3 separate regions of the Homo sapiens genome follow, and regions 1 and 2 are each linked to region 3. A link is a loop called in an ENCODE intact Hi-C map of the cell type or tissue named here. Cell type or tissue: heart left ventricle. All regions are shown on one strand. Links, peaks and the distances in the headings refer to the core of each region. The heading gives the core; the rest is flanking DNA.

What was found. A loop is a pair of places that touch in the nucleus more often than their neighbours do. Peaks named below come from ENCODE experiments on the same cell type or tissue, not always from the same donor. Only the 100,000 strongest peaks of a DNase experiment are listed, where the experiment ranks them.
Region 1: it touches region 3 in a loop (3-fold over the local background); 35 of 110 quality-filtered maps call a loop at or near these places.
Region 2: a loop joins it to region 3, with 2.8 times the contacts of the local background. A loop is called at or near these places in 15 of 110 quality-filtered maps.

The regions. Positions count from the first base shown.
Region 1 is chr4:150,006,024-150,013,841 of GRCh38, reverse strand. No RefSeq gene overlaps it. Among named protein-coding and RNA genes, the nearest start is that of DCLK2, 69 kb to the left of the region's middle. In heart left ventricle, for the core only: a CTCF peak has its summit at 3,133 (motif pointing left); no DNase peak of the experiment used is centred there.
Region 2 is chr4:150,168,104-150,175,921 of GRCh38, reverse strand. All of the region lies in intron 2 of DCLK2 (doublecortin like kinase 2), which reads right to left. Among named protein-coding and RNA genes, the nearest start is that of DCLK2, 94 kb to the right of the region's middle. RefSeq lists an enhancer at 1-601. In heart left ventricle, for the core only: no CTCF peak of the experiment used is centred there; no DNase peak of the experiment used is centred there; H3K27ac peaks cover 1,340 bases.
Region 3 is chr4:150,075,139-150,082,956 of GRCh38, reverse strand. It overlaps DCLK2 (doublecortin like kinase 2), which reads right to left and starts at 4,512. Exons shown (of 16, transcript NM_001040260.4): 1 at 3,509-4,512. The coding sequence starts at 3,929. In heart left ventricle, for the core only: CTCF peaks have their summits at 3,331 and 3,543; DNase peaks (open chromatin) are centred at 3,716 and 4,596; H3K4me3 peaks cover 3,618 bases; H3K27ac peaks cover 1,927 bases.

The DNA of each region.
Region 1 (7,818 bases), core at 1,229-5,228, 68 kb after region 3:
GAATTCCAAGAATTATATCTAATGTTGTTTGTGATATTAACATGGTAATAGCAGAAAGTGAACTTACAGAAAGTTTTTATTTCAATATAGTGATAGAGGAAAAATATATTTCTTAGGCAACTATAAAAATGACCCTGGTCATCATCCTACTGAAGATAGAACATGGAAAACCCATGATGTTCTTTGTAAAAAAAGAAACGCTTCCAAGCTTCTAGGATTATTTGGTTTCTAACATTTTTTTCTTCTTCTTCAAAATGTGTCATTTTTGTCACACGTTCTAGAAAGACCCTCTGTGGTGTTGGGCTTCCAGTAGAAGAGCATTGTTCATAGTCTCAAGTTAGTATTCATTTCTGAGTCAGAAATGGTACATTATGATGAGCATGAACCTGTTTCTTATTACTGCTGCTCTCCCAGCAGAGATAGAGAAGTACTAAGGCACAAAATGTGAGAGGCATTGAGTTCTCAATTGCTTCCTAATCAAAACCAGTGTCATCCATAGAACATAAGGCCAACAAAGAAATCCTTGCTGTTATCAGCAGGGCCAAGAAGTTCTACAATCACTTCTGTATTCACGCTTTTAATTTTGTATTTATCACATGCCTCTTTGGTGATCCTTTTATAAGGATAATCCCATGCCCTACATTAGGTCACTGCGTAAGGAGCTCTGGAGTCTTTTGTTAAGTGCATACATCCTTGAGCTTATTTATGAGCTGGAGAGAATTACTTTAAATGCTGATGTCCTAATCCTTTTGCCATAAGTGAACTTGGATTGTGCTTTACTATACTGGCTGGGAATTCTGACATTTTATAACTCCCCTGACTCACTTTGTCCAGATGACTAAATAGATGATGGTAGGTTTTTCAGATCACCTCTATCTTACACTGAATGTGGATGGCGTGCCTGAGAAATCTAAATAACCAAATGTATAAGTTATATGCTCCAAATAGATGCCTTGTGTGGGAAAATTACATTGTTTCTCAGTGCCTATGAGGGTTCAATAACTGTTGACTAAGTGTATCTAAGAGGGAATCTTCACATTACCCTAGTAATATGATAAGATGTATATCAAGACATTATTTCCTTGAGCATTGGCTAGAATCTACATCTGGTAGCCTGGCTTTGAGTCAGATTTTAAAATGGATGGTAAACCAATGTAGCTCATCTATGTAATAAATATTTATCAAGTACCCAATATATGCCAGGCTACTTAATATAAGTCATCAATGTATTAATTTTAAGTAGTAAGAGACCAGAGTCTTTTGATTATTGCAGGAAAAGGGCTTTACTGAATTTTGGTATATACCTAATTAAAAATACACAAAATACTGCGAGTTTCATCTCAAACCTATGGAATAAAACCGAATAGCTTTGAGGTAGGCATGTCAGACACTTTTATTATTCTTTATATTTTATCCCAGTTTAATCATCCTCAAGTAAATAGTCATACAAAGTATAGCACGGTTTCTTAAGGTAGGTCTTAAATTGAACTTATTAGGTCTTTTTTGTTTTGTTCAGCATTTCCCCATAAGTTCACTAATAGGATCTAGTATGACCATCCTGGGTTTAAATTCTGGCTCTGTCACCTAACCTGGGGTAACCACTTAAACTTCCTGAGCCTCAGTTTCTTTATCTATGAAATGGTTAAAAATAAGTTTATTACTCTTAGGCCGCAAGTAATGTACAGAAGTTGTTGGGAATTTATTAAAATAATAGGCAACTTTTAACTGGGTCTTAAAAGATGATTAAATTTTTAAAAATGTACTAATCAACACACATGCAAACACACACATACACACACACAAAGGTAATAGACTTTCTCTAGGTAAAGAAGAAGGAGAAGAACATTCAGGTGGTGGAAATGTCACATGTTATGTAAGAGAAGAGTATAATATTTAAAACTATAGGCTTGACATGCTGGCTCACGCCTGTAATCCCAGCACTTTGGGAGGTGGAGGCGGGTGGATTACCTGAGGTCAGGAGTTCAAGACCAGCCTGGCAAACATGGCGAAACCCCATCTCTACTAAAAATACAAAAATTAGCCAGGCACAGTGGTGCACACCTGTAATCCCAGCTACTCGGGAGGCTGAGGCAGAATTGCTTGAACCCGGGAGGCGGAGGTTGCAGTGAGCCGAGATGGTGCCACTGCACTCTAGCCTGGGTGACAAAGTGAGACTCCATCTCAAAACAAAAACAAAAACAAAAAACCTATACTTTAGGGGTCAACTGGTGACCCCTAATTTGGATTATGCACACCTAAGGGGCATGTACACTGCCATTTAGTCACAAGCCTATACTCTAAGGGTATAGAGAAAAAGCTTTAGCTATTTTTAATCTCTCTTCATTACTATAGGCTTAAAATACATGTATATTATTAGTTTCATGCTAGTTATATCGACTTTCATTGGTGAAATTAGTGGCTAGCTAATTAGTCACTAATTAGCCATTCAAGATATTAGAAATGGGCTTTCAGTAGTTATATTAGTGGTGTTCAAGGTATGTAGTTTGGTGAATATATTTTTGAGACACTCCTATCTTGCATGATTAGGTATAGAAATTTAGCAAGGTCTCTGTCTCTTACTCTTAAGAATGGCATATCAGATGTAACCCTCAATCAGTTCTGGGTGTAAGGGCTTATTCTCTGATTCTTGGTTGCCAGAATTGGAGTAAATACAGTATATTCAGTATACACAATATATTCAGTTAGCTGAATCCTGCTACCAGAATGTTGTTTCACATGCCTCTGGTGAGGTATTATGGACAAAATCTCAAACTGCACTGAAGTTCAAGTTAAATATGCTGTTTCACTCTTATGTCTGCTTGCTAATTAATGTCTGTTGTGGAAGAATTTGGTATGAGTCTTACTTTAATTATAACCAAGAAGCCAGGTTGTGGGGTAGTAGGTAACTCTCACCTACTTCAAATGTTTTCTGGGGCTATCATTAGCTACCAAAAAGCACCAGACTAGGTTAGCTTGGGTCTAATGTGAATGAGCTTGGAGCCAACTAAAAAGGCACAGAGCATGAGCGCTCAGGGAACAGCCAGCAGTTTAGAATGCTTGGAGTCTGGGAACATTGTATGCAGGGAGAAAGGTAGTACGGAATGAATTTAGAAAATAAGTTTGGGGCCACCTGGTGGAAGAGATGTGTGTTTCGGTCTCATAAGTGTATTCACAAAGGAAGGAGTCAGGTTTTTTAGAAGGTGAGTTCCATACTTCAGACTTGCTCTCTGGCTGCCATGTGGAGGGAGAGAGCGCCGTTAGACTAGGGTTTAGTAAACGATGACCTGAAGGACAAACCTTGCCTGCTGTCTGTTGTGGTACAGCCTGTGAACTAAGAACGGTGCTTGCATTTTTAAGTGGGGGGATTAAAAAAGAAGAAAACTATTTCATGCCATGTAAAAATTATATGAAATTCAATCTCTATGTCTATATATTAAGTCTTGTTGTTGGATTACAGCCATGCCCATTCCCTGTCCATTACTGCTTTAGCTCTGCAACCGGGGAGTTGAATAATCACAGGAACAGGATGGCTCTCAAAGCCTAAAATGTTTGCTGTCTGACCCTTTACAGAAAAAGGTCACCAGTCCTTCTGTTAGACCAGGATTGCCATAGCCCATGCAAGAAGTGAGAGAACAGGTGGTGAAGGAGTGGGGCAGGGACTTCCCTGGGTAGAATTATTTAATATAAGAATTAGATTGAATTTTGGTGGTGAGGGAGTGCCTGATGACTCCTCATCCTCCTCGTTTGTCTTGTGACGCTATAAAATGAGGAAGCATATTCGGGAGAAGAAATAATTTGGTGAGAGAGGAGAGGTAGACATTAATTTGGGCTGGGCTTATTGAATCTGAGCTACCTGTGGAAAATCTAAGTAGAGGAATCTCATATGTATGTCTTGAGGGATGTTGGGACTGGAGAATTGAGGTTTATTCATTTCAGGTCCTATTTGAAAGTCAGATCTTTTAAGGTTAGGCAGAGGAAGACAAGCCAGAGAAGGAAGAGAACTGGAGGAGAACACTGTTTTAAATAGAAATCAAAGATTAAGAGCTCTTGCTTCAAGAAAGGAATGACTAATAGTGTCAAATGCTGCAGAGTTCAAATGAGCTGAATATTACACTCAGCAAATGGCCGGTTATTGGCAGGATTAAGCAGTTTTGCTAAAGTTGAGGATTGCCTGCTTAGCAATTCCACTTGATCTCATGGCTACCTCAAGTCAACATATTCTAATTGGAACTCATCGCTTTTCTGATTCTGACACCCTACCACTGAAATCAGTGTTTCCTGTCTTGGGGATGACACTGTCATTTATCCAACTGTCAAGCCAGAAACCTGGGGGTCAGGCTGGACATGTGGTTATCCTTCACCCCAGATAGCTAACCAATTACTAAGTCACATTGATTCTATCTTCTTAATATGTCTTCAACATGCCCAGGACTCTATTTCCACTGTCATCCCTAGAATGCAGTTATAGAGTCTCTCTGCTGGACTCCTATAACAGTGTCTTAACTGTTCTTTCCCATCTGTCCTCCTCTCTCCTAATTTATTCTCTACTTAACGGCCAGAGAGATCTTTTTTTTTTTTTTTTTCCACACAGAGTTTCATTCTTGTCGCCCAGCCCAGAATACAATGGTACAATCCTGGCTCACTGCAACCTTCGCCTCCTGAATTCAAGTGATCCTCCTGCCGCAGCCTCCCAAGTAGCTGAGATTCCAGGCACATGCCACCACGCCTGGCTAATTTTGTATTTTTAGTAGAGACAGGGTTTCACCATGTTGGTCAGCCTGGTCTTAAACTCCTGACCTCAAGTGATCCACTCACCTCGGCCTCCTCAAGTGTTGGGATTACAGGCATGAGCCACTGCGCCCAGCCAGGAGATCCTTTTAAAAGCAGTGTGATCAGGTCCCATCCCTGCTTAAAGTCATTTTCCTACCACCCTAAAAGTAAAGAACAAATCCTCAGTGTGGCTCACTGGGTGTCCCACAAACATCATTTTGTACCATTTCCCCCTGAGTCTCTACAGTAAAGTCACACCAGCCCTCTTCCAGTTCCTTGAAAACACATTTCCTTCTACTTCAGGGACTTCCCATCCATTAATCATTTAGCTTGGAACATTTTCCCCACTTCCCCTTTGTGTAGTTAATACTTAGGAACTCTTTGCCTATTAGTTTATGTCACATCGTCTGCAGGGAATCCTCCAATTTCCCAGTCTAGTCTTGTCTTCTTATGCACTCTCACAGCTCTGGAGCTTCTTTTCTACTGAGAAGCGAAGGTATTGTCTAATATCTGTTTTCTCTTCTTGAAATCAGGAGCTGTGTCACCCGCCTCACCTCTGTGGCTCCAGTGTCAGGGTCAAGCAGTGCCTTTTCACTCAATGATTCCTTGTGGAATGGACGTGTAGCAAGAATGCAGAAATGGAGAGTTCTGTATGTTTTGGTCCCATAAGTTTTCTATAAGTTTGGATTCCAAAGGGAAGGAGAACAACTTAATAATAGCAAAAGTAGATTCAAAATAGCAAATAAATTCAAAATAAAGGTTTTTTTTTTTTTAAATAGATGGGGAAGACTTGAATCTATTCTAGAGTAAAGGAATTCAAAAGGAAGAGAAGTGAAGTTCTGAGAGAGATGGAGTGAGGGGTAACTGGAGAAGCAGGGAGGGGGGGGAACGTAGAGGTCAGCTGGAAGGTGCAGCCCTGGGAAAGAGGAGAGAGCTGCCTCCTGATGCTCAGGGAAGTGCATAAGAATTAGGGTCACAATGGATAATTGTGAACATATTATGAAGACATTTGGAAGCAATTAATACTTGGGCTCAGTTTTCTCCTAGAAGTGGGAAGCTGTTATGGATTGAATTGTGTTCCCCAAAAAGATTTGATAAAAGTCTAAACTTCTGGTAACTATGAATGTGACCTAATTTAGACATAGGGTCTAGGTGTAACTTCATAAGGTCATTTCGGTGGGACCTAATCCAATACAACCTTATAAAAAGAGGAAAATGCCATGTGATGATAGAGGCAGGGACTGGAGTCATGCAGCTGGAAGCCAAGGAATGCCAAGGATTGACGGCCACCACCAGGAACTAGGAAGAGGTGAGACAGGATTCCACACAGTCTCTCAGGGAGCATGCCTGTGGCTATCTTGTTCTCAGACTTCCAGCCTCTAGAACCATGAGACAATAAAATTCTGTTGTTTTAAGCCATCCAGTTTAAGCTACCTTGTTATAGCAGCCCTAAGAATCGAGTACAGATTTATGGCCATTTTTTTGAGTGGTGTAGAGCATAGTGTTGTCTTGGGGACAGTGATGAAGATATAGAAAAGCCACTGTGGGAAAAGACAGAGGGAGCTGATTTAAATCTAGCTGAATATTTCCTGAACCTTTAAAGCCATGATAGGGTGATGAAATAAGAAATAGAAATTTAAAAGACCATGTGGAACAATGGAAAACAACAAGGTAAATATCATTGTTAAAGTATTAACTTTAGCTATACCGGTTGGGCACGGTGGCTCACGCCTGTAATCTCAGCACTTTGGGAGGCTGAGGTGGGTGGATTACCTGAGGTCAGGAGATCGAGACCAGCCTGGCCAACAGGATGGAACCCATCTCTACTAAAAATACAAAAATTAGCTGAGTATGGTGGCACATGCCTGTAATCCCAGCTGCTGGAGAGGCTGAGGCAGGAGAATTGCTTGACCCTGGGAGGCAGAGGTTGCAGTGAGCCAAGATCATGCCACTGCACTCCAGCCTGGGAGAAGAAGTGAGATTCCTTCTAAAAAAAAAAAAAAAAATTTAGCTATACCCTGTCAGCCAAGTCTAAAAATACATAATGTGGACACTTCTCTTTATTTTTAAGAAAGAAGTGTAATGATTCTTAAAAAAAACAAAACAAATATTTTCTTGGTGTTGGTTTCTTATTTGAAGAACTGAGAATAACATAGTAGCAACAGATTTCATACAAAATGTAGATTCAACTCTTTTAAGCATCTACTTTGTGTCAGAACTCTATGTTACCTCATTTACTTTAATCATTACTTAATGTAGGTACTTTGTTCTCTTATTAATCTGAGAGCTGAATTTTAAAGATATTACCCAGGCAGCTTGAGGATATTGCTGATCCTGAAATAAAGGTCTCTGAACTCCCTTTAATTTCTAATACTTTCAATTCCTCATTCCACAATATAAGGTTGCAGGAATGTTTCTCAGGTAGATATTTCTTAAAGGAATTGCTAAATGCATAACAATAAAATGTAAATTCAGTGAAGATAGGTCTTCAGTGGTTTAAGTCTATGTAGTCCAAGTAAATAGCTTTCTGGAGATCTATTTTGATAAAGAAGACAGTTTAGAATACCTAAAGAGAGGAATGGATAAACCATCGTGCTCAAAAATCGCTTCTCCCTGTTGTATTTTGACAGAATCCATGGAGCAGTCTGTTCAAATTAAATTCTGGCAAAAATCCTAGAGTGCAAATATCTGGCATTACTGCTTGAAAGGAGACTCACATGGTTCAGATATCAGAATGCACTAGGCCAGTTTAACCTTCTATTGAAAGTTGAAAGCCTGACTTGTGTTCTTGCTTGGATGGAGGGTCATCTCACCTCTATGTCCTAATTAAAAATTTATTGAGTGAATAAGTTAATTTAAAAATTCTATATTAGCAATATTAGCTCAGAAATCATACGATAGATGCTATGTTGTGGCTATTTAGAGCAGCATAAATGTTCCTAGCCTTGCTGCTATTGAACATTTCTGATTTCATTGCCTGATCTGAAGGTCAAGGGCATGAACTTGATGGAAAAAAAATCCTCCTTTGGGGAATCATTAGAGGAAGTT
Region 2 (7,818 bases), core at 1,229-5,228, 94 kb before region 3:
CAGGAGCTCTATTATGGACAGAAGAATAGGCCAAGAGTTAGGAAGGAGCACGGTACAGAGAGGGGAGAGAGGGCTTCTCCAATGCCAAGAGGCAGGGCCACTTCCACCTTACTAAAGCATGAAGACACGCCAAAATGAGCTACAGGAATCAAGACATATTCTACAGTAAGTGCAACACATTATTTAAGCTCACAGAAATTACAACTGTATACATTCATTACATGATCATTTTTCAAGACTAAATATGAAACCGTCAAAACTGTGAGGCCTGGGACAAAGACTCACCAAGTCCTTCCTCCACCACCTCCACCGGTTGACAACAAGCCCTGGCAGGGGACCAAAGAGGGGCTCCTTCATCTGGGTGAAGGACAGCCCTCACTTGCATTTCTCACGTGTTCTGCCTTAGTCTGTCGTGAGTCCCAATTCTCCGACCCATGGAAATACCCATTTCATTCCCCTCCAGCCACAGGAGAAAGACTGGCTCAAACACCCAGAAATTAGTTCCCTCCTGAATCTGGAGACCACAATTGCTGGTTCTGTTCAGCGTATGGTTGTTTTCTTCAGTACTTCCTAAATGGTTTGTGGAAAGTCAGCCAGCACTCTCACAGGTAACCGTCCTTGGTTGAAATCTCCCTGGGCTAAATAGTCCCACCAACACAGGAATTTGCTGAACAAAGCTTTATATATATATAAATATATATAGATAAATATATATAAATATATATAGATAAATTATAAATATATATAAATATATATAAATTATAAATATATATAAAATATACATAAATTATATATATATAAAAAATATAAATATATAAATATATATAAATATATATATAAATATATAAATATATATAAATATATATATAAATATATAAATATATATAAATATATATATATATATATATATTTTTTTTTTTTTTTGCGACGGAGTCTCACTCCATCACCCAGGCTGGAGTGCCATGTTGTGATCTCGGCTCACTGCAACCTCTGCCTCCCAGGTTCAAGTGATTCTCCTGCCTCAGCCTCCTGAGTAGCTGGGATTACAGGGGCACATCACCACCACCTGGCTAATTTTTGTATTTTCAGTGGATACAGGGTTTCACCATGTTGGTCAGGCTGGTCTTGAACTCCTGACCTCAGGTGATCCACCTGCCTCAGCCTCCCAAAGTGCTGGGATTAGAGGTGTGAGCCACCGCGCCCAGCCTAATGTATTTTTTTAAGTACCGTCTTCACTTAAAACATTATTTTGTGATTTATTCAGAAAAGTGGGACTCTGAAATTACTACATTCAGTAGTCTTGAACTCCTGACCTCGTGATCCGCCTGCCTCGGCCTCCTAAAGTGCTGGGATTACAGGTGTGAGCCACTGTGCCCGGCCTCAGGTCCCCTTCTTAAACGAAGCGTGGCCGCAAACACAAAAGTAGCTCACGGTTGCATGAATTTTCAAAAGCAGTCCCCGCTTCTGACAAACATTAGTCTGGGAGTGGCATGGAAGGCACGTTGTGAAAGAAGTGGATGGGACTATTATATAAAACAAGAAGCACTGCCTCTATACTCTTCCTGACTTAGGAGACCACCTTGGGAATATCAATGCTGACAAGCAGCAGCTTCATAAGAGAGGTCTGACAATGAGAACAGATTCCAACACTTCCTTCCTGGACAAACAGGATGCCGCATGGCTACTCAGTAGGGGAAGTGCTACGTACATCAAAGAGGGCAGAAAGGATGTCCAGAAACTGGCTCTGTGGGTGTGCACATGCGTCTGTGCCTGTGTGTGGTGAGTCCATGAGGGAAGCAGTTTTATCTGAGTAGTGGTGACTGCCATTCCCGGAGTTCATTTCCTGGGTATCACTAAAGTGCGGTGTCTGAGGACTGCTACTGTTAGCAATTCATGTTTTGATATACCCTCCTTCTTTGCCTTCAGTACAGTGGGATTAATAATCATGGAAGATTCATAACCCCTTCGACTTCATAGGAGTTCAGCAATCCTTCCCTCTTAAATCATCAAAATCGTTGTCAAATAAATAATTTGAATATTACTCTCATCACTGCCATGAGCTGTTCATGTAATAAAGCCCCTTCTGCTCCTTTTGTTTGAATTGGCTTGGCTCTCTTTTCTCTCCCAACCTCATCCAGGAGCAGCACTCCTATTAAAATTCATGAAGTTTCCCCCAATGCAAGTGTCTGATTGCAGCTGTCAGTTTCCCAGTTCAAGGATTTTCATACTGCCTGAGAGGACAATGCAAGGCACTCACTGCTAAGGAAATAGGTCAAGCTCAATTTTTCTATTTCAGTTCTGCTGCCAAAAGTGGAGACTTTTCCTTCTAGAAAAAACACATCCTTGTGGGTAGGCTCAGCACTTCAAAGGAGGTGAAGAGGGCACATTTCTTTCCTTCACCAGAGGGAGCTGCCATGGCTTCATCACACGACACCTCAGAATTCCTTAGGAGCCTTTATTCCATCTCTGGTGACACTCTGAAAGAGCAGTTCTGTCTGCTCTTTGTCTTATTATGCTTCACAGACATCGAGACACCAAACAACCCAGACCACAAGAAGAGGGAAAGTGAAGACAAGGCATCCAACACCAAAAAGATACTCAATGTCCAAAAGTCAGAGACTATCCTGTCGAGTCGGCTGGTTTTTTGCATCCCATGCTACCACTGCAGAGTGACGGGCAGGAGAGTGAAGGGCACTAGGTCTGCTGCACACCATAGCCCAGATCCATCTCCCTCACCCCACCTCTGCCCTTCCCCTAACTCCCATACATGTTACACCCCTCTACTTTTAGCAAAAACTGTGGAAATGATTTGTAAGAGGGAAGGAGAACAGAAGATCCTTGGATCCTCAGAAAGTCAACAGAATTCAGAACTAGTGCTAAATTACTAAATAAAACTAGAAGAGACCTAGCATTCACATGAGGCCTACCCCATTTCTAAAGATGTAGAAACAGAAACTTGGAGAAATTAAGTGGATTCTCTAAGACACAAATGTAGTACAGGGTTAAGAAGCAGCCAAGTCTCCTGACTTCTAGGTGTTCCTCTACTCCATTCCTACGACAAGGAAAGGGTAGAGATGGATAATTGAACACCCTTGGATCTAGCAAAATTTTTTGTACTGCCAGGCAAAGATGAGAAAGAGCAAGGTATCCCCCCCCCCCCCAAAAAAAAAAAGAACACTCTCTAGAGTGAGGAGAACTGCATGTTTAGTAGCCTTGAGAAAGTTATCAACTATTCTGGGTCTCACTTCCCTCATAAAACTAGGGGTTTGTGGGTCCATGATCTATGGATTTCTTTTTTTTTTTTTTTTTTTTTTGAGACGGAGTCTTGCTCTGTTGCCCCAGGCTGGAGTGCAGTGGCGCAATCTCGGCTCACTGCAAGCTCCGCCTCCCGGGTTCACGCCATTCTCCTGCCTCAGCCTCCTGAGTAGCTAAGACTACAGGCGCCCGCCATGATGCCCGGCTAATTTTTTTTTTGTATTTTTCGTAGAGATGGGGTTTCGCCATGTTAGCCAGGATGGTCTCAATCTCCTGACCTCGTAATCCACCCGCCTCGGCCTCCCAAAGTGCTGGGATTACAGGCGTGAGCCACCGTGCCTGGCCAGGATTTCTTTAGTCATACAGGCCACACTGCCAAATATAGGTTTGCTGAGAGCTGCTGCATATGGGCACAAAGAAAATTTAAAAAGGATGAATAAGAGAGGGGCTCTTTCATCAAAGAGCATTTCCATTTCTTTCCTATTATCTACTAGGTTAAGCCAAGTCTTCAAGCATGTGGAACAAATGACTCAGAACAAACTATGTTACTCAACTCAATAACTACCGTGTACAAAGCTCAAAGCTAGGCACTGGAGGAGCAACAACTAAAAAGAGCTTGAACAAACTGACAATCTCTTTAAGCAGAACATAAGAGACACGCAGATGAGAAGGCAATAATTTAACAACATTATTAAGTCATATTCTGGACATGTCACAAGATGCACGCATTTGTCAATTTATCTTTTACCCAGTCAGATGAGAGAGTGGCTGGGAGGACCCTGAAAAAGCTTCCTTAGAAAAGAAGTGGAATGAGTAGACCAGCCAGTGTGAGGGATTCAAGTATAATCACGGAAGAACTAAGAGCATGGACAATGGAAGTTGTGGTAATGCTATTTGACACTATTTCCAAGCACAAATTTTATGCGGTAGCCAATGTTTGGTTTTCTTAAACTCTCCTCTCCTCCTACCCTCAACCTAAGTCCTCAAGTTCTGCTACCTCAAGGTTGAGTTCAACTCATATTCTCCAAGAAGGCCCACTCCAGTTAACACTACAATCCCTCAACCCCGACATTTGCTTTCTGCATTAAATATGCTGAATTTTAATTTTGACCTTTTTCTAAATGAACAGCTGCAGCAAAGCCCAACTTTTAATTGAACTTAGTCAACTAAAATTAATTTTTTTTTTGAGACGGAGTCTCGCTCTGTCGCCCAGGCTGGAGTGCAGTGGCGCGATATCTGCTCACTGGAAGCTCCGCCTCCCAGGTTCACACCATTCTCCCGCCTCAGCCTCCCAAGTAGCTGGCACTACAGGTTTCCACTACCACGCCCAGCTAATTTTTTTGTATTTTTAGTAGAGATGGGGTTTCACCATGTTAGCCAGGATGGTCTCAATCTCCTGACCTCATGATTCACCCGCCTCGGCCTCCCAAAGTGCTGGGATTACAGGCGTGAGCCACCGCGCCCAGCCAACTAAATCATCTCTATTTTATGTGGGTATGTCTGAAATCAGTAAGACTGGAAATTCCTTAAGAGAGATTCAGACAATACAGATTTCTGAGTCATAGACTTAGAAGTTACCATTGAAATCATTTAATCCAAATTCACTCAGTTTATAGGGATGCTACCTATAGAAGACCAAATAAATTAAGAATGTATGCTGAGGGCATTGTGAATCTGGCCACTGCAGAAGCGAAAGTGCAATTTCTGAAACTGGGCAGAATTTTTTTTTTCAGTGACTGTTACTTTAATTTCTGCAGTAATCACTTTTATACAAGAAAGCTCAATTTAGATGTCTCCATTATCAAAAGCACTTAATTTTACATGGATTGCCTCTAAACTTATGGTATGTCAGAGTCATGTTGTACAGGTTTTTTTCCAAGAATGAAGGATCAAATAAATACCAAGATTCTGGTCTTTGTTCAGCCTCTAAATGATGATGAAAATGTGGTCAGGTAACTCAGCCTCTTAATATTGCAGTTCCAATTTCCCCCTAGGGGAAAGGAAGATATCAGACCAAGTAAACTATAAAGAACTTCCCCAGCTGTAATGTTCTATTTTTCATTTCCCAGTATCAGAGGGAATATCTTCTATGAACCTCGCTACTCGCACTGCAAATGTATATCCTCCTCGTTTCCCCTACTGTTTCTAGCATAATTTTGAAAATGTTTAGCTTGTTGTGAACTGGAGTGAGCTCAATTTTCCTCACAGTTGTGGTACTCAGGAAAACACTTCTACTGCTTTTCCCCTCCCACCTTATCCTCGCCCCAGCTAAATATCAACAGGGTTATTTCCTTTATCTTTTTCTTTCTTTTAAAAAAAAACTGGCCGGGCATGGTGGCTCATGCCTATAATCCCAGAACTTTGGGAAGCTGAGGTGGGTGGATCATCTGAGGTCAGGAGTTCAAAACCAGCCTGGCCAACATGGTGAAACCATGTCTATAGTAAAAATACAAACATCAGCCAGACATGGTGGTAATCCCAGCCACTCGGGAGGCTGAGGCAGGAGACTCGCTTGAACCCAGGTGGTAGAAGTTGCAGTGAGTCAAGATCATGCCACTGTACTCCAAGCCTGGGTGTCAGAGTGAGACTCTGTCTCAAGAAAATAAATAAATAAAAATTTAAAAACTACTTGCATCTAGGGTTGGTTAGATAAAATACTGGATACCTAGTTAAATCTGAATTTCAGATAAGCAACAGATCATTTTTTAGTATAAGTACATCCTGTTAAATAAATTTGGCCTGCGGCTGTTCTGTATTTTAAGTCCCTACTTCAGGAATTATAACCTAACTTAACTGAAAGCCTAACTTAGGTGTACTGTATACTTTTGTAACAATTAGCTGTCTGTCAATCACAGGCCACCAATGGATTAGATCATGATCAAATAAAGCCAATGCCCAGCTGTAACCAATAAAACTGTTTCTGTACCCTACTTCTATTTCTATCCATAAATGCTGTGTGCCCACACTGCAGAGTAGAGCTCTCTGAACCACACTTTTTTTTTTTTTTTTTGAGACGGAGTTTCACTCTTGTCACCCAGCTGGAGTGCAATGGTGCGATCTTGGCTCACTGCAACCTCCATCTCCCAGGTTCAACCGATTCTCCTGCCTCAGCCTCCTGAGTAGCTAGGATTACAGGTGCCTGCCACCACACTGGCTACTTTCATATTTTTAGTAGAGAAGGGGTTTCACCATGTTGGCCAGGCTGGTCTAGAACTGCTGACCTCAGGTGATCCAACCGCCTCAGCTTCCCAAAGTGCTGGGATTACAGGCGTGAGCCACTGCACCAGGCCTCTGAACCCACTTCTTGTTCGGAAGGCTGCCTGATGTACGAATCATTCTATGCTCAAATAAATTGTTTAATTTGTCTAAAGTTTTTAACAGTCCATTTTTTTCCTTCTAAATATGATAACCCTAAAGCATCAGTCAGTTCAGTCCTGTGCAGGGATTTTTAGAAGTTAATTTTTATGTTGGGAATATTTTTGTCATTTTCCAGAAGGAAAGGTCCTACTTGTGTCAGATGAGAGTCCTGGGTAAAAGACTGTGCCTTAAGCTAAGAAAGGAAGAACAAAGATGTGTGAAATCTAACCAACAGAAACACAAGGAATTACGGGGGGTGGGGAGGGGGTGCACTTTGGCTTCCAATGGTAGTGGGGGCAGAACTTTGTAGTATTAAGGAACACACTCTTACTGAGCCCTAGGATGGACTGCTCATAACATCTATTAAACACTGCATCTCCAGATCAAGCCAAATCATATACTTGATATTGAAAAGCAAGATCACCTTGGGAAAACTGAGCTAACTGGCTTGGTAACCAGCTCAACAGTCAGAATGAACTAAAATGCAGAACTGATCAGTGAGAATTGTGGATTGGCCATGTCTGGAGCACTCACTATACGAAGGAAAATACACGCAATGCTAAGTGTCACTGCCAGATTGTTGCAAAGTTATTACCCAACGAGTATTAAAACCCATCACTACTTTGGGATTGCAATAGTGGCCACACATTCAGAAGTACAGACCTTGGTTCTGTTAGCAGCAGAACGTATCCAAGTCACAGAGCACCAAAGTATGTTCCTGGTGGTGAATCCACATGCGTCTGCAGCAAACTCAATTCTTACCTCCTCAGAAGAAAGAATTCAACTAAGGGGCATAAGGCAGAAGGAGAGACCAAGGCAAGTTTTGGAGCAGGAGTGAAAGTTTATTAAAAAGCTTTAGAGCAGGAATGAAAGGAAGTCTTTACACTTGGAAGAGGGCTAAGTAGGTGACTTGAGAGATCAAGTGCACAGTTTGACCTCTGACTTGGGTTTTTTTTTTTTTTTGAGATGGAGTCTCGCTCTGTCACCCAGGCTGGAATGCAGTGACACGATCTCGGCTCACTGCAAGCTCTGCCTGCCGGGTTTACTTACGCCACTCTCCTGCCTCAGTCTCCAGAGTAGCTGGGACTACAGGCGCCTGCCACCACGCCCAGCTAATTTTTTGTATTTTTAGTAGAGACGGGGTTTCACTGTGTTAGCCAGGATGGTCTCGATCTCCTGACCTCGTGATCCGCCCGCCTTGGCCTC
Region 3 (7,818 bases), core at 1,896-5,895:
AGGAATCCTGACTTGGTCAGGCACTTTTTCTACTGTCCTTGGTTATATCTCTTTAGGTCATCAAAACTTTATAAATATTTCAAAATGCTCAGAAGGAGAGAAGACCAAACGCTCAGAAGGAGAGAAGACACACGGAACAGAACTAAGACTAGGAATTCTGAATCAGTCCCTAATAAGAAAGCTAAAGAACAAGTCATCTGGACATTCTCTGTTGGTTATTACAGATACTGAGCTCAGCAGGCTCACAGCTTAAGACAGCTCAACTAATTTTTCCAATATTGATTAAGAGCCACAGTCCTGCCGGAAGAGGTCCCCCAACTAGTTTTAAAGAATAAACAGGATTACAGGACTGCACAGCATCAACTCAAACTTAATCCAGCAAGGATGGATAAATCAATAAATTGAAGGTGCTTGCTGGTTTAGTGTAGTGCTGGAGGAGTGCCAGCTCACACTAGAACAGCTTTTAGTCTCCAGAGACTCTCAAGGTCAAGGGCAGAAGAAAAAATAATTTGGGCCATGCAAATTTCTTTTGTCATCTGAGTTCAATGAGATTGGGGCTCTGAATGAATGTTCATATCCTACTGTTTTGAGTCATCACTTTCTATTCTTCACTCAAGACATTTCAGAAAAAAACATACCTCTTAAACTACAAGTTTCATGGGATCGAAGAAGTAGAGCCTAGTTGAACATAATGTTGTAAAATACTACCTGAGAGAGCTTTATTAAAAATAATCAACCAAAACGAAATAAAGCAGTCAATTTTGACAATGTGGTGAATATATTACAGACTTATTTTTACTAATGCAAATAACTTCACAGATAGCTGCTTAGTTCTCCTACATGAAAAATCTGAGCACACAATTTTAATTAAAAGTTGAAACTACTTACATTCTGGAATGATTGACAGTAAGCATTCGTGATTCTTTTTCTTTTTTTCTTTTCTTTTTTTTTTTTTTTTTGAGACAGAGTCTTGCTCCATCGCCCAGGCTGGAGTGCAGTGGTGTGATCTTGGCTCACTGCAACCTCCGCCTCCTGGGTTCAAGCAATTCTCCTGTCTCAGCCTCCTGAGTAGCTGGGACTGCAGGCGCCTGCCGCCACACCCGGCTAATTTTTTTTTTTTTTTTTTAAGTAGAGATGGGGTTTCACCTTGTTTGTCAGGCTGGTCTCGAACTCCTGACCTCAGGTGATCCACCCACCTCAGTCTCCCAAAGTGCTGAGATTACAGACGTGAACTATTGTACCTATATTTTCTTTAAAAAAAAAATTGCATTGCTATGGAGTATTCTACTAATTTGGGGGAAAACTGAAGAATTAAACAAAGACCCATTGTCAGAGAGAGTTCCATATGACAAAAAAAGTGTCCAAGTTTTCTTCTTTTGCAGTAATTTTATTGTATTAAAAACTTCTTCAAAGAAGTGGGCAAAGTCATAAAAAAAATTTTGGCTGTGCAACTATTTGTTATATTATTTATCATATTTTGGTATGATTTGGACTCCATAGATAATGTTTTTTCCAAATCCCCATCCACTAAAAATCAGTGAATGATTTGAAGGAAATTTGTTAAGTCAATTTGTAGTTGAAACTACAGTTGCAGAAGTAGACCCAGTGGACATGCATGCGGTGGGCGGTAAAAGACGCAATCTATACTAAGTACTCCTATTAATGGACATGCATAATGTCCATCTTATCATCTCTCCTATGAGATTCATGTTTACGTTATGTCAATTTTATGTAGTAAATCCACTGTTAAAATTTCTTTAGAGAAGGATATTAACATTGTTGACTCTTAAGAAACCATACCAGGAACAGTAGTATCCCAATGGCATGTTGAGTAACAAGTGCTTAAGCAAACAGGCATTGCCTTGATCCTGCAAATCTGATCTTGGGTCAGTCAAACAACTGGTTACTCTGTTTTAAAATAGCTAGGCAAATATTGCTTTTAAGTGTTTAACATGATTAAGAAAAGCAACAAGGCCCTTTGAACATTGTATCTTCCTTTTTTACTTATACTCCTCCAGCTATCCCCTTACCTCCTCAAGAAGCCCTTAAAACCAAAACACACAACTGACAGAATGGGTGAAGTCACAAGCACATACATATGTAGACTGAAGAGACAATTTAATTTTGGCTGGGTCGCGTTCTAGGCAGGGCAGCAAAAACTTCTGACTAAATAGACAAACTCAACGACCTTTAGTTTTCCTCCATGTGGCTCCATTAGCTCAGCAGAGGTGAATCGTAGACGAGAAAGTATATGCTGCAGGCACTGTGAGGCAAGGCATGCTGCCTAAGTTTCCTCATCTATAAAATGGGGATAATGCCTTCAGGACAGAAAAGCATGCTGAGATAATATAAGAAAAACATCTGGCTTGATGTTCAGCTTCCTCTCCCTGCCAAGCTATTGCTATGACTACATGGAATGTGCCATTTGCATTAAGAAAGATGCACAAGAGCGGACTGTATGTAAACACGCAGTCAGCACATACCTGGGTTCTGCCTGGTCTTTCTGGATGTTATTTAGAACTGGAAACAGGTTCTTAACCACTGATAATGCCTTTTCTACCTGAAAAGGATGAGGCATACGTATTGCAGGAATTCAAGGATGACCCAACATCCAGCCAAGCAGTCTCTTTGACCGAGGCATGGTTGACACAGCAGAATTACTAATTTTTAATAAGTCCCCACTGCTGAATCCAATGGCCTCTATCATTCTAATTAGGTACTCTTATTAGAGGATAAGGCTGGAGAGATTGACCTTGATTTACCTTTTTTCCAACCAAATGTGGAAAACCCTTTAGCACGGTGATTGTTAACCAGGGTCCCACATTAGAATCACCTGGGGGGGGGGCTTTTGAGACTCCAGACGCCTAACCCACACCCCAAACCCAACCAATTTAATCAGGATATCTGGGGGTTGGGGGATCAGGGTCCCATATTTTTCGAAGTCCCCAGTGTGATCCAAGATGAAGCCAAGGTTGAGACCTGCTGTCTAGGATCATCCCTCTTCACCTCAAGTAACTTCTGCTGCAAGGCAAACTAGGAAAGCCAACCTAGAGCATTTCACAACCACAGCTTCTGACAGCAGTCACAACAGGACCCCGAATACTGGAACATGACAGGAGCCTGCACCAGGGTCCACACCGAGGGTCCAACAGAGCTTATTAGTAGGGGATTACCCAGCTCCCCATGGGAGAACCATTTTCTCAAACAGTTTGCACTTCAATACAAATAAGTTCAACAATCTTAGGAGATGCCACCAGTGCCTAAATTGGCCTGACCATCAGGAAATTTTTTCCTTCTTTAAGAGACAAACCTCTTGGGAAGGAAAGTCAGTGTGTATGTGGGCACCCCACCGGCCCCCACCCCCAGCCAATCTCTAGAGAAGCAGACAGAAGCATCAATTCCCGTGCGGCTTGGAAAGCACCCCGCGGGCTCCCCGCTGCGCCGGCTCACGCCCACTGCACCTGCCGGCGCTCCGCCGCACCTGCCGTGCGGCGCCCTCCCCTCCTACCTTCCAGCAGCTCGTCCAGGCTGGTGACCTTCCGGCTGCCGTCGATGGTGTAGATAGTGCGGACACCCTGGGGCAGGTTCACGTTGTCCGACAGGGAGCGGGTGAGCTCTATGAGGAGCGCATCGAAGGACCGGAAGCGGTCGCTGGAGATGGCAAACACCAGGCCCTTGAAGTAGCGGTCCCCGTTCCGGTAGAAGCGCGCCTTCTTGGCCTTCTTCTCCGAGCTGAGGGCCTGCAGGGTCCGCGTGCGGTAGAAGCTGCAGTGGGCACTGTGCGCCGGACTGGGGATGAGCCCGTTCCCCTTGGGGCCCGAGCTGCTGCTGCCCCCGGAGGAGCTGGGGGCCCCTCTCCGCGACCCCGGCCGCGGCCTTTTGTCCCGTTCCTCAAAGTGCTCCAGCTCGATACTCCTGGTGCTGGCCATCGCGGCTGCTCCGAGGGCGTCCGCAAAAAGACGTTCCGGGCCGACTAAGGGTGCGAGCGCCGGTGCAGGGACGTCTGACTGCGAGGGCCCTTAACGCGCCGGGACACCTGGCTCTGGCATCCCGCCCTCTCCGCGCAGGTGGGGCCGAGGAGCCGCGGAGGAGCCGACCCGCCCGCGCCCTCAGCTAAAAGTGTCCGCAGCGCCGAGCTGCCCAGGTCATTGTCCAGTGCGACTTGCTCCGTGCCTCCCGCCTGCCGGGGAGCCCCACGCCCCCGCAAGCGCCTCCTCCACCCGGCCACGCCTCACAAGTCCCGCTCGGGAGCCGACCGGGAGAGGCAAAGTTGGGCCGCCCGAGGCTCGCGCTGGGCCCGCGGGCGCCCACAAAGCTCGGGCGTCTGCCGAGCGCTCCCGGGAGCGCCGAGGGGAGGAAGGAAGGAAGGGTGGGGCGGGGCGCGGAGCGTGGGAGAGGCCCCCGGGGGAGTCGCGCGGGCCCAGGCCCGGGGTGCAGCGCCGCCGCCTCGGCCGCGCCCGGATCCCGCCCGCCGGGCAGCGCGCGCCGTTCGGGGCTGAGAGGGCCGTGTCTGGCCCCTTCCTTCCCTGGAGCGCGGCCCTAGCGGGAAATAATGCAGCCCGCCTCCCACGCAGCGGTCAGGCCCGGCCCACTGGCAAGCATCCGCGCTCTGGCCTCCCTCCGCCGCCGACAGGCTGTCAGCGCTGGAGGAGGCTTCCCGGCCCCGGGGATGCCAAACCGCGGAGAAGGGGAGGAGGGGGCGGAGGAGGGGGCGGAGGAGGGGGCCGAGCGCCGGCGCGGGAGGAGCAGCTCCTGCGGGTCCCGGGCAGCCCCGCCCGCCTGACGGCTCCTGCCCGGCGCCGCGCGTTAATGGGCGCAGCCGCGACGCGCGCTCCTCCGCCTGGGAAACGTAACCGCGCAGGCCAAAAACTACAAAGGAAGGAGATTCAAGGGCAGGGAGCACATCCCCAGCCAGCATCCCAGTGAGGACCCCAGGCCAAACTACCGCAGAAATCCGAAGCCCAGCATTGACTTGGGGCACACCATTCATTTTTTTTAAAAAAGATTTGTTGCTTTATTAGAAAATCCTTTGAGAAAACAGCCTCCACTGTTTCCATTGCAGATTCGCTAATATGGTACGTTCAGTAACTTTGAATGAATGATGAGAAGTTATTGGGTGGTAGAGGGGGTTATGTAATCAACGAATATTTATCGAGAGCGTACCATGTGTCAGGCATTGTTTCTGTCACTGGGATGCCCTAACAAAGGAAAGAGAGACTCTGCACCCACTCCCCCCGCCCCGCATATTTAATGTTGTCAATTAAAGCTTCTTACCTAAGAGGCCTATCATTTGTGAGCACCCATCATAGTGGAAATCTTAATGCCGTAGTGTCTATTCAACAATAAAAACATCTTTTCCAAGACTTAAGAGAAATACTAGTTACTTGCATTTTGTTATTAGGAAAAATAAAGCTCAAATATGTTTGATCCCAATTTGGCACGTGAAACCTTAGAACATTCAACACCTGGTTTTCTGAGCAGCCCTAGACAGCAATCCAAACTGACCTTTCAGGAAGAAAGGCATAGTTGCTTTTTTTCGGGTTGAACTGAGTCCTGGAAGAGCATGAATAAAAGAAGGTAGAAGCACATGCAACGGTCTAGCATCTGTGAAGTTGGTGCGCCCCACCAAACACACGCACACACACGCATACACACCCTTCATGGCAGCTCCAGAAAGGTCTCCTGCTCGGTGCACAATACTACTCCTAAGGCAGTTCTGGGCATACACCTGGGCATACCTAACTTCCTGCGGGGTTGGGGCATGCTAGGAAGTCAGAGCTGATCTGAGGCTTCAATGTAGTTTTTCTAGAGGAAAATCCTGCAGCATCATTAGGTCCACCACCTTAAAAGGCCTCAACCTAGATCAGTTAAATCAGAATTTCTGGAGACGGGCTTCTCCAACAGTATTTTTTTAAAAGTACCCCTAAGGTATATCCAGAGTTTCCAACCACAGGCTGTAACACCAGGAATCAAATAAATCAGTGCTTCTTCTCAAACTTTAATATATTTACATGTCATAGGGGAATCTCGTTAAAATGCAGATTGCTATTCTGTAGCTCTGGGGTGGAGTTTGAGATTCTGCATTTCTGATGAGCCCCTGGGTAATGCCAATGCTGCTGGTCTTGGTACAAGACTTTGAGAAACAAGAAACTAAATTGCAAATTTATTGAGATAAGTTTCCATCTAAGTACCAGTAACTCCACAGAGCCCATCAACTTGCCTTAAGATGGCCATGTTCATTTGTATCACTGTTAGTATTTCTTAGGGGGAAAAAGACTTTGTAAACTATTGCTGTAGAAACAAATTATCCTAAACTTAATGATTTACAACAATAAACATGCATAATCTCAGCATTTTTGGCAGATCGGAAATCTGGGAGCAGTTTACCTCAAAGCCTCATGTGATTGCTGTCAAGATGTTGACAGGGGTCACAGCCATCTAAAGGCTTGACTGGGTCAAGAAGATCCATTTCCAAGACAGCCCATTCACATGAATGGTAAGGAGGCCTCAGTTCCTTGTCATGAGTACCTTTCCATAGAGTTGCTTAAGTGTCACCATGACTTGTCGGTTGGCTTCCTCTAGAGCAGGGGTGTCCAATCTTTTGGCTTCCCTGGGGCACATTGGAAGAAGAATTGTCTTGGGCCACACAGGAAATACACTAACATTAATGATGGCTGATGAGCTAAAAAAAAAAAAAAAATCACAAAATCTCATAATATTTTAAGAAAGTTTACGAATTTGCATTGGGCTGCATTCATAACTGTCCTGGGCTGTGTACAGTCCACAGGCCATGGGTTGGACAAGCTTGCTCTAGAGAAAGCATCCAAGAGAGCACAAGGTGGAAGCCACAATGTGTGTTATGATATAGCCTTGGAAGTCATACACTGTTATTCCCACAATATCCTGTAGGTTACACAAGGCAGCCCTGTTTGATGTGGGAGGAGACTACACTAGGGTGTGACTAGGAGTCAGCAATTATTGGGGTCATCTTGCAGACTGGTACCACGGGTTTCAATCTTTCAATCTTTAGAACACTAACATGCACTTCCTCACTCAAAGATCCTTGATAAGAGATTTGGCCCTTCTTAAATAGTGAGTACAATTATACAATATGCCAGTATTTTTAACTCAAGGTGGATTAAAGACTTAAATGTAAAACCCCAAACCATAAAAACCCTAGAAGAAAACCTAGGCAATATCATTCAGGACATAGGGATGAGTGAGGACTTCATGGTGAAAACACCAAAAGCAATTGCGACAAACGCCAAAATTGACAAATGGAAATAAAGAGCTTCTGCACAGCAAAAGAAACTATCACCAAAGTAAACAGTCAACCTACAGAATGGGAGAAAATTTTTGCAGTCTACCCATCAGACAAAGGTCTAATATCCAGAATTTACAAGGAACTTAAACAAATTTACAAGGAAAGAAACAACCCCATCAAAAAGTGGGCAAAGGATATAAACAGACATTTTTCAAAAGAAGACATTTACATAGCTAACAGACATATGAAAAAAAGCTCAACATCGCTGATCATCAGAGAAATGCAAATCAAAACCTCAATGAGATATCATTTCATGGCAGTCAAAATGGTAATTATTAAAAAGTCAAGAAACAGTAGATGCTGGCGAGGCTGTGGAGAAATAGGAACACTTTTACACTGTTGGTGGGAATGTAAATTAGTTCAACCATTGTGGAAGACAATATGGCAATTCCTTAAGGATCTAGAACCAGAAATACTATTTGACCCAGCAACCCCATTACTGGGTATATACCCAAAGGAATATGAATCATTCTGCTATAAAGACACACACACAC